Regions from separate parts of the Homo sapiens genome. Here region 2 is linked to region 1. A link is a loop called in an ENCODE intact Hi-C map of the cell type or tissue named here. Cell type or tissue: CD14-positive monocyte. All regions are shown on one strand. Each heading gives the region's core, and the rest is flanking DNA. Links, peaks and the distances in the headings are about the cores only.

What was found. Peaks named below come from ENCODE experiments on the same cell type or tissue, not always from the same donor. Only the 100,000 strongest peaks of a DNase experiment are listed, where the experiment ranks them.
Region 2: a loop joins it to region 1, with 5 times the contacts of the local background. A loop is called at or near these places in 1 of 110 quality-filtered maps.

The regions. Positions count from the first base shown.
Region 1 is chr22:38,939,659-38,945,029 of GRCh38, forward strand. No RefSeq gene overlaps it. Among named protein-coding and RNA genes, the nearest start is that of APOBEC3A, 15 kb to the right of the region's middle. In CD14-positive monocyte, for the core only: no CTCF peak of the experiment used is centred there; DNase peaks (open chromatin) are centred at 1,543, 2,113 and 3,823; H3K4me3 peaks cover 3,124 bases; H3K27ac peaks cover 4,080 bases.
Region 2 is chr22:39,274,975-39,280,345 of GRCh38, forward strand. No RefSeq gene overlaps it. Among named protein-coding and RNA genes, the nearest start is that of PDGFB, 33 kb to the left of the region's middle. RefSeq lists a silencer at 2,737-2,911 and an enhancer at 2,896-3,655. In CD14-positive monocyte, for the core only: no CTCF peak of the experiment used is centred there; DNase peaks (open chromatin) are centred at 1,687, 2,007 and 2,477; H3K4me3 peaks cover 996 bases; H3K27ac peaks cover 1,939 bases; H3K27me3 peaks cover 2,312 bases.

The DNA.
Region 1 (5,371 bases), core at 137-5,136:
TAGCCTCCCTAGTAGCTGGGATTACAGGTGCACACCAGCATGCCCGGCTAATTTTTGTATTTTTAGTAGAGACAGGGTTTCACCATGTTGGCCAGGCTGGTCTCAAACTCCTGACCTCAGGTGATTCCCCCGCCTCGGCCTCTCAAAGTGCTGAGATTACAAGCGTGAACCACCATGCCAAGTCAGCTTCCCTAGTTTCTGATATATTGTAAGTACCCCCTCATTTCCTTCAATCACAATTATTCTGTCACTTGGACTTAAATAACCCGTTTACTATTTTAAAAAAAGAAAGAAAGCTAAGAGCAGTCATGGTGATTCTATTTGCATTTGTGTTGTATTTCTGTCTATCAGTGTATTTGGGATATTTTATGTCCGTTAGTAAAACTGTTCCCTTCTTTCAAAATACAGGCTTTGAAACTTTGTTTTCTTTCAAAAATGTTTGTATTGGAGTATAACTTAGAGTTAATTGCAAAAGCTTAGGTTTGCAGTTGATGTAACCACCGGCCAGATGGGGTGGAGGCTTTCTCCAGAATCTCAGGTGGCTCATGCATGTCATTCGATTTGTTCCCCCTCCACTGGAAACTGGTGTTCTGACTTCTATTATCATAGATTAATTTTGCCTGTTTTTGAACTTCATAGAAATTACACAGTATGAATTCTTTTATGTGTGACTTCTTTTGTTCAATATTACTTTTGTGGGGTTCACTGATGCTTTATATGCCAGGAGTTCATTCATTTTTATTGCTGTGTAGTATTCCATTGATGGAGAGAGTACAATATATTTACCATGTATAACATATTCACAATATATTTTAATATATATTTTAAATTATAATATATTAAAATTACATTGTATATAATTTATATATTAAAATAATTTTATATATTATAATATATTTTAATATATGCCATTGTTGCTGGACAGACCGAGTTATTTCGAGTTTTTGGCTGTCATGAATAAAGCGAAATGAACGTTCTTTTTTTTTTTTTTTTTGAGAGTCTCGTTCTGTTGCCCAGGCTGGAGTGCAGTGGCACCATCTCTGCTCATTGCAACCTCCACCTCCTGGGTTCAAGGGATTCTCCTGACTCAGCCTCCCGAGTAGCTGGAATTACAGGTGCATGCCAACACGCCTGGCTAATTTTTGTACTTCTTTTTAGCAGAGATGGAGTTTTGCCATGTTGGCCAGGCTGGTCTCAAACTCCTGACCTCTGGTGATCTGCCTCCCTCAGCATTCCAAAGCGCTGGGATTACAGGCGTGAGCCACCGCGCCCAGACTGTGAACGTTCTTATGCAGCCTTTTGGTGGACATAGCATCTATTTCAGTTGGATATTATAATACCTAGGAGTGGCATTGCTAAGTCATGGAGTAGATGCTTGTTTCGCTTTAGTAGCTGCAACTAAACATTCTATGCTGCCCCTTTTATGCTACCATCAGCAATGTAAAAGAGTTCCATCCTTGACAATATTTGATGTTGTCAGTCTTTTGGATTTTAGCCATCCTGGTGGGGAGGGGCTAGTGGTATCTCACTGTGGTTTTACTTTACATTTCTCTGATGATTAATGAGGTTGACCACATTTTCATGGGTTCACAGGCCATTTTGATATCCACTTTTGTAAGCTGCTCCTTCAAGATTTTGGCCCATTTTATAATGGGCTCTTTTTCTTACTGATTTTCTGGAGCTCCTTATATATTTGGGAGATAAACTCTTTGTTAGGTAGATATAGTGCAGACATCTTTTCCGAGTCTATGATAGGCCTTTTCACTCCCTTACTCCCTTAATGGTGCTTTCTGATGAAAGTCTGTGCTTTTCTTACTAATTCCTGGTTATAGTATCGTTTTATTTCACATTGTGGATGAGGTTAAAAGTTGTTGATATAACACACACTAGTTAAGACAACATCCTGGAGAAGGGAACACGGCGCAGAGGATTTTCTCCTCTAGGCTGCTTCCGGTTTTCGGAGTCAGTCATACTGACCCTCTGGTTTTAGTTCCTTGGGTGGTTTCCTCGGGGAACCACTATTTCTTGATTTACTAGCTCTTGATGGTATCTACTGCCTTCCCTCCGCGAATATGAGAGTTTCGCTCTTATAATTCTCCAGAACTTCCCCTCCCCTCCTCTCCCCTCCTCATGTAGTTGCATCAGTGCCCTCAGGTCCCCCGTGGGCAAACGCCCACAGCTTCAAGTGCTTGCTGAAACTCAACAAGAAGCAGAATCACTTGACTCAACCTTGTGAATCAGCCGCTGACACTTCCCTCACTCCTCTTCCAGCCTCCCTCCTCATTCCATCTTGACCTCTTTCACTTTCGCCTTCACATTATTAAGGTTGAGAATGTTTATATTAATTTTGTGAACATATCTCAGCCTCCCATGTCCTGTCTATAGATTGAATCTAAATGTTGAAAACCCAGTCTTTGGGGTTTACATCACCGTACTTATAGGAACGTGCATCTCACCAACCTCGGTCATGATGACTTACCTCTCCCGAATCTTCCTGTCTTAATGCCGTTCCAAAAAACATCTTCTTCATGTGGCAGCCAAATGGTTCCACCTTTTTGATTTTCCACCGATGATGCTTACAATCGTGCCATGATCTTGTTGGCCTCCTCCTTGGACCATGGCTGTAGAGTGTGGAAAGGTGTTAACTCTTCAACCTTTTCTGTCTGTCCAGTGTAGAAAAGGGTTAACCTTTCCACTCTGTGAGCCGCCCCCCATGTTTCCTTTTTTTTGAGATGGAGTCTCACTTTTGTCACCCAGGCTGGAGTGCAGTGCCACGATCTCAGCTCACTACAACCTTCGCCTCCTGGGTTCAAGTGATTCTCCTGCCTCAGCCTCCCAAGTAGCTGGGATTACAGGTGCCTGCCACCACACCTGGCTAATTTTTGTATTTTTAGTAGAGACGGGCTTTTGCCATGTTGGCCAGGCTGGTCTTGAACTCTTGACCTCAGGTGATCCACCTGCCTTGGCCTCCCAAAGTGCTGGGATTACAGGTGTGAGCCAGCGCACCCAGCTTCCCCCACGTTTCTAGGTAGCCATGGTTAGTTTCTTTTGCTTGCAACCAAAGATCTCTAATAGGTAAAGAAGGTGATCCAAGATTCCAGGAAACAGGAAACAGAAGGAACGTGCTGTGGGGAGATGAAACAGAAGCTCCGGGTGAGACCAGGGCAGCACTGACCACTCCACAGCACCTGGCTGTGTAGCTGCTCTGGGTTGGACTCGCCTGCCCAGCATCCCTTCCTCTGCTGCCTTTGGGGAACCGCCTCTCCTTTGATTGTCATCTTGATTGATTTGTGGACAAGACAACCCAGGCCCCTGCCCTCTCCAGGACTAGGGCCAGTTCAGAACCCAAACCCAATCTGACTCCCCTGGAGCTCTGACTCTGAACAAAATAAGACAAAACCAGAAAACACGGTCAGAGCAATGTGGATCCCAGTGGTTGAGACCTCCAGGGCTGTGCATGGGTTCCTGCTCCTGGACCCTGCACTGTCACTCGTTCTTGTGCTTCCTGAGCCCAGATTCTGTAATTTACCCTTCAACCCCGTGAGCTCTGTTACGTTTCTCGTTAGCTATGGTCCACTTCTTTTGCTTGAAACCGAAGATCCCTAATGGATAGAGAAGGTGATACAAGATTCCAGGAAACAGGAAGCAGAGGGAATGTGCTGTGGGGAGACAGAGGCGCCACAGCCCCCTATCGGCGACACCTGGCTCCAAGCAGTTTTTTTCTCTGGTTCTTAAGCCTCTCTCCTCCCCGACTCACCCTCCCTCCCTGAAGGTGTCTTCTCTGCTTTTGCCTTTGAGATGGCCTCTTCCTTCCCCTTTTCTGGTCTCCTTCCCTCTGGGTCCCTGCCCTGTCCGAGGCCTCAGTGCTCCCTTCTCTGATGATGCCTCCCAACGTTGACTCCAGCTGAGCTTCTCAAAGCTCCTTCTCCTGGCCAAGAACATTTGGTGTCACCTTCTACCCTGTGCTGACTCCTTCCTGCTTGGTCCTGTCGCCTTCCTGTTTGGCCTTTTGGTCACACTTGTCTTTCCTCAGTAGGGGCTTTGGAGCCCAGCAGACCTAACCTCAAGTCGAGTTTCTGCCTTTTCTGGGCTGTGTCTTTGCACAGTGGCTTCACCCGTAAAACGAGGGTCATGACGCTTGCCTTCACTGCAAGGAGATTGTAAAAGTTAAATAGGAGCCTGTGTGTGGAGTGCAGATACAAAAAGTGATCAATGTTCCTCTGTAAACAAAAACAGAGAAAAAAATCCTCCCACGACCCTTTACCACCACCTCTTGTGAATCTAAAGGTCTCTTGCTGCTGTGTTTTTGAGCATAAATCTGTTTATTAATTTATCTCTAGGTCATTTCTCTCATTTCCTTCCTTCCTTCCTTCCTCCCTCCCTCCCATCCTTCCTTCCTTCCTTTCTTCCTCCCTCCCTTCCTCCCTCTCCTTCTCCTCGCTCCCTCCCTCCCTCCTTCCCTTCCTTCCTTCCTTCCTTTCTTCCTTCCTTCCTTTCCTTCTTTTTCTTTCATCTCACTCTGTCATCCAGGCTGGAGTGCAGTGGCGTGATCATGGTTCATTGCAGCATTGACCTCCTGGGCTCAAGTGATCCTCCCACCTTTCAGCCTCCTGAGTAGCTGGGACAAGAGGCACGCACCATCCCGCCTGGCTAATTTTTGTATTTTTTGTAGAGATGGGATTTCACCATGTTGCCGAGGCTGGTCTCGAACTCCTGTGCTCAAGCGATCAGCCCTCCTTGACCTCCCAAAGGACTGGGATTACAGGCGTGAACCACCATGCTCAGCCCTTTCTCTAGGAATTGTGTGTAAGCTGACGAGATTTCAGTGTGTGCCTAGCCCATCCTTTTGAAGGCTAGGGTTGTCGGTGGTTCTCAAAGAGAGTCCAGCCTCTTGATACCTTGGTCTTAAAGCTCAGGAATCTCGAAGAATTAAGCTCCGTTTAGGCCAGTCCTCTGTGTTCACTCCATGTTCCGCTCACAGGGGCTGCTTACCACCCATGCTTCCCTTTTGCCCTCCTTCCCCTCTCCTGGGATTGGAGAGCTCATGGAAGCACCGATTCTGCATCTCATCAGGGCACCTGCTGGGGACCACTCAGGAAGGGTGTGGGAAGGTGGCCTTCGGCCGCTGGTTCAGATTTGATTCTGAGAGCAAGGGGGTGGGAAGATCTGGGCTCTCTAGAACACTGCTGTGCCATTAGTCTCCTGAAAGTCACACAGGTGGCAAATACACGCCCCAGGTTGGGCTGTCTCTCGGCTCACCTATGGGGCCCTCGCTGAACAGAATTGACTATGACAAGTTCAATATCATGCACTCAGATACCTCTGCATGCGAGACCCCTTGTGTCATGATTGTCTCTGCCATTCACAGCCC
Region 2 (5,371 bases), core at 62-5,061, 340 kb after region 1:
AACTAACCCACCGTGACACCTTGACCCAGTCTCTGCTCCTCTCTGAGCCTCAGTTTCCCAATATATGAAAAGGAGATAAGAATGGTTTTATCCCATCCTGGCTAACACAGTGAAACCCTGTCGCTACTAAAAATACAAAAAGATTAGCCGGGCGTGGTGGCAGGCACCTGTAGTCCCAGCTACTTGGGAGGCTGAGGCAGGAGAATGGCGTGAACCCGGGAGGCGGAGCTTGCAGTGAGCCGAGTTTGCGCCACTGCAGTCCAGAGCTTGGGCAACAGAGCGAGACTCCGTCTCAAAAAAAAAAAAAAAAAAAAGAATGGTTTTATCACCAGGCACGGTAGCTCACGCCTCTAATCCCAGCACTTTGGGAGGCCAAGGCAGGCAGATCACGAGGTCAGGAGTTTGAGACCAACCTGGCCAATATGGTGAAACTCTGTCTCTACTAAAAATACAAAAATTAGCAGGGCGTGGTGGTGGGCATCTGTAATCCCAGCTACTCAGGAGGCTGAGGTAGGAGAATGGCATGAACCCTGGAGGCAGAGGTTGCAGTGAGCCGAGATTGCACCATTGCACTCCAGTCTGGGCAACAGAGCAAGACTCTGTCTCAAATAAAAAACAAAAAAACAAGAATGGTTTTACCATAAGAGTTGCATAGTGGATTAAACGACTTAATTTGATTAAGGGACTTGGGGGAGTGGCTGGTCCCTAGCAGAGACTCTAAGGCGCTGCCGTTGTTACTCCATCTGTCCCTCCTCCTCCGCCAAGAATGCGGTGAAGGCAGGGGCTGGAGGTATTTGACTCTCAACACGGGTCCCACGCTCATGGTGTCCACTCCTTCAGCAAGTTTCCTGAGGAATGGCTGCATTGCAGTCAGCGCTTCCATCAGGAAAGCATGGGGGCCACGAGAGGCCAGCACACACGGCTGGATGAATGAGTGAGTGAGTGAGTGAATGAATGAGTGAATGAATCCATCTGCCCAGTTTCTCCCCAGTGGAGGCGCTCTCAGCCTAGTTTCCTCCTAGCCCTCCCCCGCCTCTGCTCCCTTGATAGCTCTATGCCCCGCACCCACCCTGGCCCCAGGTAGAAGCAGCAGGTGGCCGGGGCTGCAGGTGGCCAGTGCAGAAGAGGCTCTTGCTCAGGGACAAATGTGCTGCTTCCCACAGACTAGCAGCCCAGACACTGCCTGCGTGTTGTCTGCCCAGCCCCAGCCTGAGCAAGCCTTCCTTGCAGGCCCAGAACTCTTAGTGCTTGGTGGCCAAGAGTGCTGGCTGGCCTGAGACCCAGAGCAGAGGCCTCACCCACAGCCAGCCCTGGAGGGCCAGCGACTGGAGGGTGAGTGATTCCCAGGTCTGGAACCACCAGGGCCCTGCTCTGGCCTTCAGTACATTCACATGTAGCACCAAATCTGATTCCCATGGCAGGATGAAGGCATTGTTAGCTGGGGAAACTGAGGCTCAGGGTAGGAAGTGTCTTGCCCAAGGTCCCAGAGTAAGACAGAGGCAGAGAGGAATAGGAATCAGGGCTCAGTTCTTCCAGCCTGCAGTGCTGAGGGGGTCCTCATATCTCCTTGTTTCCCCCATCACCCACACCCCGCCCCCCAGGCGCAGTGTCCCAGCACGGGGCTCCTGTCTCCACTATCTCTCAAGAGTTCCTCGGAACCCCAGTTTCCTCATCATCGGTGTGACTGACCATAGTTCCAGTTTCCTCCAACCGTGTGGTTGTGAGGATTCAATGACAGGCTGTCATTTGCATAGACATTTCTCCAAAAGAGATCTACAAATGGCTAATAAGTGCATGAAAAGATGCTCAACATGACTGCTGATTACGGAAATGAAAATGGAAACCTGTCCCTTCAGTGGTGGGACCATGTCACACCCACTAGCATCGCTGTGATCAAAAAGACAGGGTCCAGCGTTGGTGAGGATGTGGGGAAACTGGAGTCCTCCCAGGTTGCTGGTGGGAATGCAAAATGATTCAGCCGCTCTGGAAACCAGTTTGGCAGTTCCTCAAAATGTTAAACATGGAGCTGCCACATGACCCAGCAATTTTCCTCCTAGATATTTACAAAGGAGAAATGAAAACATACGTCCACACAAAGGCATGTACAAGAATGCTCACGGAAATATTATTTTTAATAGTCAAAAGGTGAAAACAACCCAAATGTACATCAACGGATAAGTGGACACACAAATTGTGGTATGTCCTTACAATGGAATATTACTTGGCCATGAAAAGGAATGTTCTTTCCAGCTGCTCTAGTGGAAGAACTAGCAACAAACAACAAGGAATGGAGGAGTGACACATGCCACAACATGATGCTCACTGAAAGAAGCCAGTCACAAAAGGCTACACATTGTAGGATTCCATTTATACGAAATGTCCAGAACAGAGAACTCTCTAGAGACAGAAAGCAGAGGAGCGTTCCAGGGGCTGGAGGAGGGGAACAGGGAGTGGCTGCTGATGGGTGTTGCGTTTCTTTGCGGGATGATGTAAATGTTCTAGAATTAGATTGTGGTCATGGTTGTACAACTCTGTAAATATACTCAAAACCACTGACTCATATACTTTAAGTGGGTAAATTTTAGGGTATGTAAATTATCTCCCAAGAAAGTGCTGTAAAAAATGGGCTCGTCCAAGTCCAGGCTGGACAGCCTGCAGTTCAAGCCCAGGAGGCAGGAGCTACCGTGGATCTTATTCTTGCTATCTGCACTCTCATCTCTTTGACTCCTCACAACCACCCTGTAAGGTGGGCACTTGGCAGAGGAGGCAATTCAAGTTTTGGAGAAGGAGGAGACCCACTACTTCCCTGGTCTTCTGGACAGACAACAGCAGGGTGAGACTGGCTGGGGGCTCAGTGAGCTTCAATTCCACATGCCGGGGCTCTGTAGTAGACTTGGGGAGGGGGGACTCTAAGGTCTCCAGGCCTCTGACCCTCCTACCCCCCCAACTGCAGGCCTCTGTTTTCCCATCTAGCAAAAGGGCTCCATCAGTGGTTTTCAAACTGTGCTCCAAGGCACCCTGGGGCCAAGAAGAGTTTGCAACCACCCTGAAGAGAGGATGTCCCCAAGGTCCTCCTGGGATCCCACCCACCTCCCTGCCTCCCCTTCAGTCCTGGTCCACCCCTGAAAGGCAGGATGTGGCTGCCAAAGGTAGGTAGGGAAAAGGAAGGCGTGGGGGGCTGTGCGCAGGAATCTACATCCTGGGGACCCGGAGATGGGAACTCCAGGTGCCTGGAGCCTGGCTTCCGGCTCCATCCTAGGGAAGAAGCCTCGGCCGCCGCCTCCCGGGATGAAACCGCCTGGCTTGCAGCCCAGAGCTCTTCCCGGACACGGTGCCGGCATCTCAGCTTCCCTTCTGGTGGAGGAGACACTCTGGAGCCGCTTGCTCAGGGCTTGGGTTTCCAAGACTGGATCATCCATGGCTGTGGCTACTGAGTCCCAGATACCCCAAGTATCCAGCAAGAGAGTGAGGCTGGGCCTGTGCCGAGCGCTGGGGACCCTGCCCATTCTGTTTGCATGAATTTAACCCCAGCACTCCCTTCTGCGGAGGAGGACTACCAGGTTGGGGGATGTCCGTGAGCAACAGGACGCGGTGAGGCCTGAGGCCAAATGGAGCACCCCTGGCCCTTCCAAAGCGGGCAGTGGCTACTTGGCTCCAGCCTGCAATGGCCAGACTTTTGATTTTTCAAGAGAAGCCAGAAATCTGGGTTATAATTTGAAATCTCCAGAGTTTGGAAAAGTTTTATGAGCAAAACACATCCACAAACGGGGCACAGCCCGCAGGCTACCCACGGGCAACATTATCTCCTGGATGGGTACAACCACTGCCTTTTTTATTTTTATCTTTTACTTTTTTTTATTTTTGGTAGAGACAGGGTCTTGCTGTGTCACCCAGGCTGGAGTATGGTGGTGTGATCATAGCTTACTGCAGCTCCGACCCCCTGGGCTCAAGGAATCCTCCTGCCTCAGCTTCCCGAGTAGCTGGGACTACAGGCACACAGCACCATGGCCAGCTAAGTTTGTTTTTTTGGGTGTTGGGGGGGATGGTCAGGGGTAGAGATGGGGCCTCACTATGTCTCCCAGGCTGGCTTTTTTTTTTTTTTTGAGATGGAGTCACGTTCTGTCACCCAGGCTGAAGCACAATGGTGTGATCTTGGCTCACTGCCACCTCTGGGTTCAAGCGATTCTCCTGCCTCAGCCTTCCGAGTAGCTGGGATTACAGGCACGTGCCACCATGCCAGCTAATTTTTGTGTTTTTAGTAGAGACAAGGTTTTACCATGTTGCCAAGGCTGCTCCCGAACTCCTGACCTCAGGTGATCCTCCTGCCTCAGTCTCCTAAAGTGCTAGGATTACAGGCGTGAGCCACTGCGCCTGGCCCCAGGCTGGTCTTGAACTCCTGCCCTCAAGCGATCCTCGTGCATCGACAGCTCAAAGTGCTGAAATTACAGGCATAGGCCACCGTGCCCAGCCACAAGCAGCATCTTGCAGATGAGAACACTGAGGCTCAGGGGAAGCAACACGTGCAGTCCCCGAGAGGCAAGTAGCCCAGCTCAGACTCAAGCCCGTCTCCGAATTCCAGATTCCAGGAAGGACGCTTCCATGAAGCTATTCCTTTGCTTTGAAAAAAAAACAACCTTCCCTTTACAGCCTCGTCAAATAACAATGGAACACCCACCCATACACCGCAGCTCAAGGAAGCTGTTTCTGTGCTGATGCCTGCCATTCTCCAAGAAAAAACTCCGCCATTCACAGGGTGTGTTTAAGGCGGAGAAGAGAATACAAATGCATCTCCCCGCGTACCCGCCTAGGGCATCTCTGGGAAAATATACTCAAATACTCAAGAAACGGTGGGGGAACGGGGTGGGAGGAGGACTTCTCTCTCACTGCATATCCTTTGAGTATTTTGATGATTTGGACATGTGAACATATTCGCTCTTCAGCAAGTAAATGGTTGTTTTGTTTGTTTTTCATTGTTCCCTCAATTCATTCTGAGCCTGGGACAGGAAGGGGCATTTCCAGGTGTCTCTGGGGCCCAGAGCCAACTCCCTGGGAGCTGGAGAGAATTGGGGAGGGGAATTAAGCCTGGATGGGACCCCCCGTGTGCCAACCACCCTGCAAATCCCCACCCACCCCTGTGTGCACAAGTACACTTGGTCCTCACAACCACCCCAGAATGGGAAAAAGTTACAATCCCTGTCTACACATGAGGAAACTGAGTCACACAACCAGAAGTTATGGAAGCCTGTTTGGAGCTTGGGGGTCAGGTCCTAGGCCCACCCCTGCTCCTCCCCAGGCCCTCCCGTTTCTCAGCTGAGGATCCACAGCCTGGGATCTGTCACAGCCCAACCCAGGCCCCAGGCCCCAGGCTCAT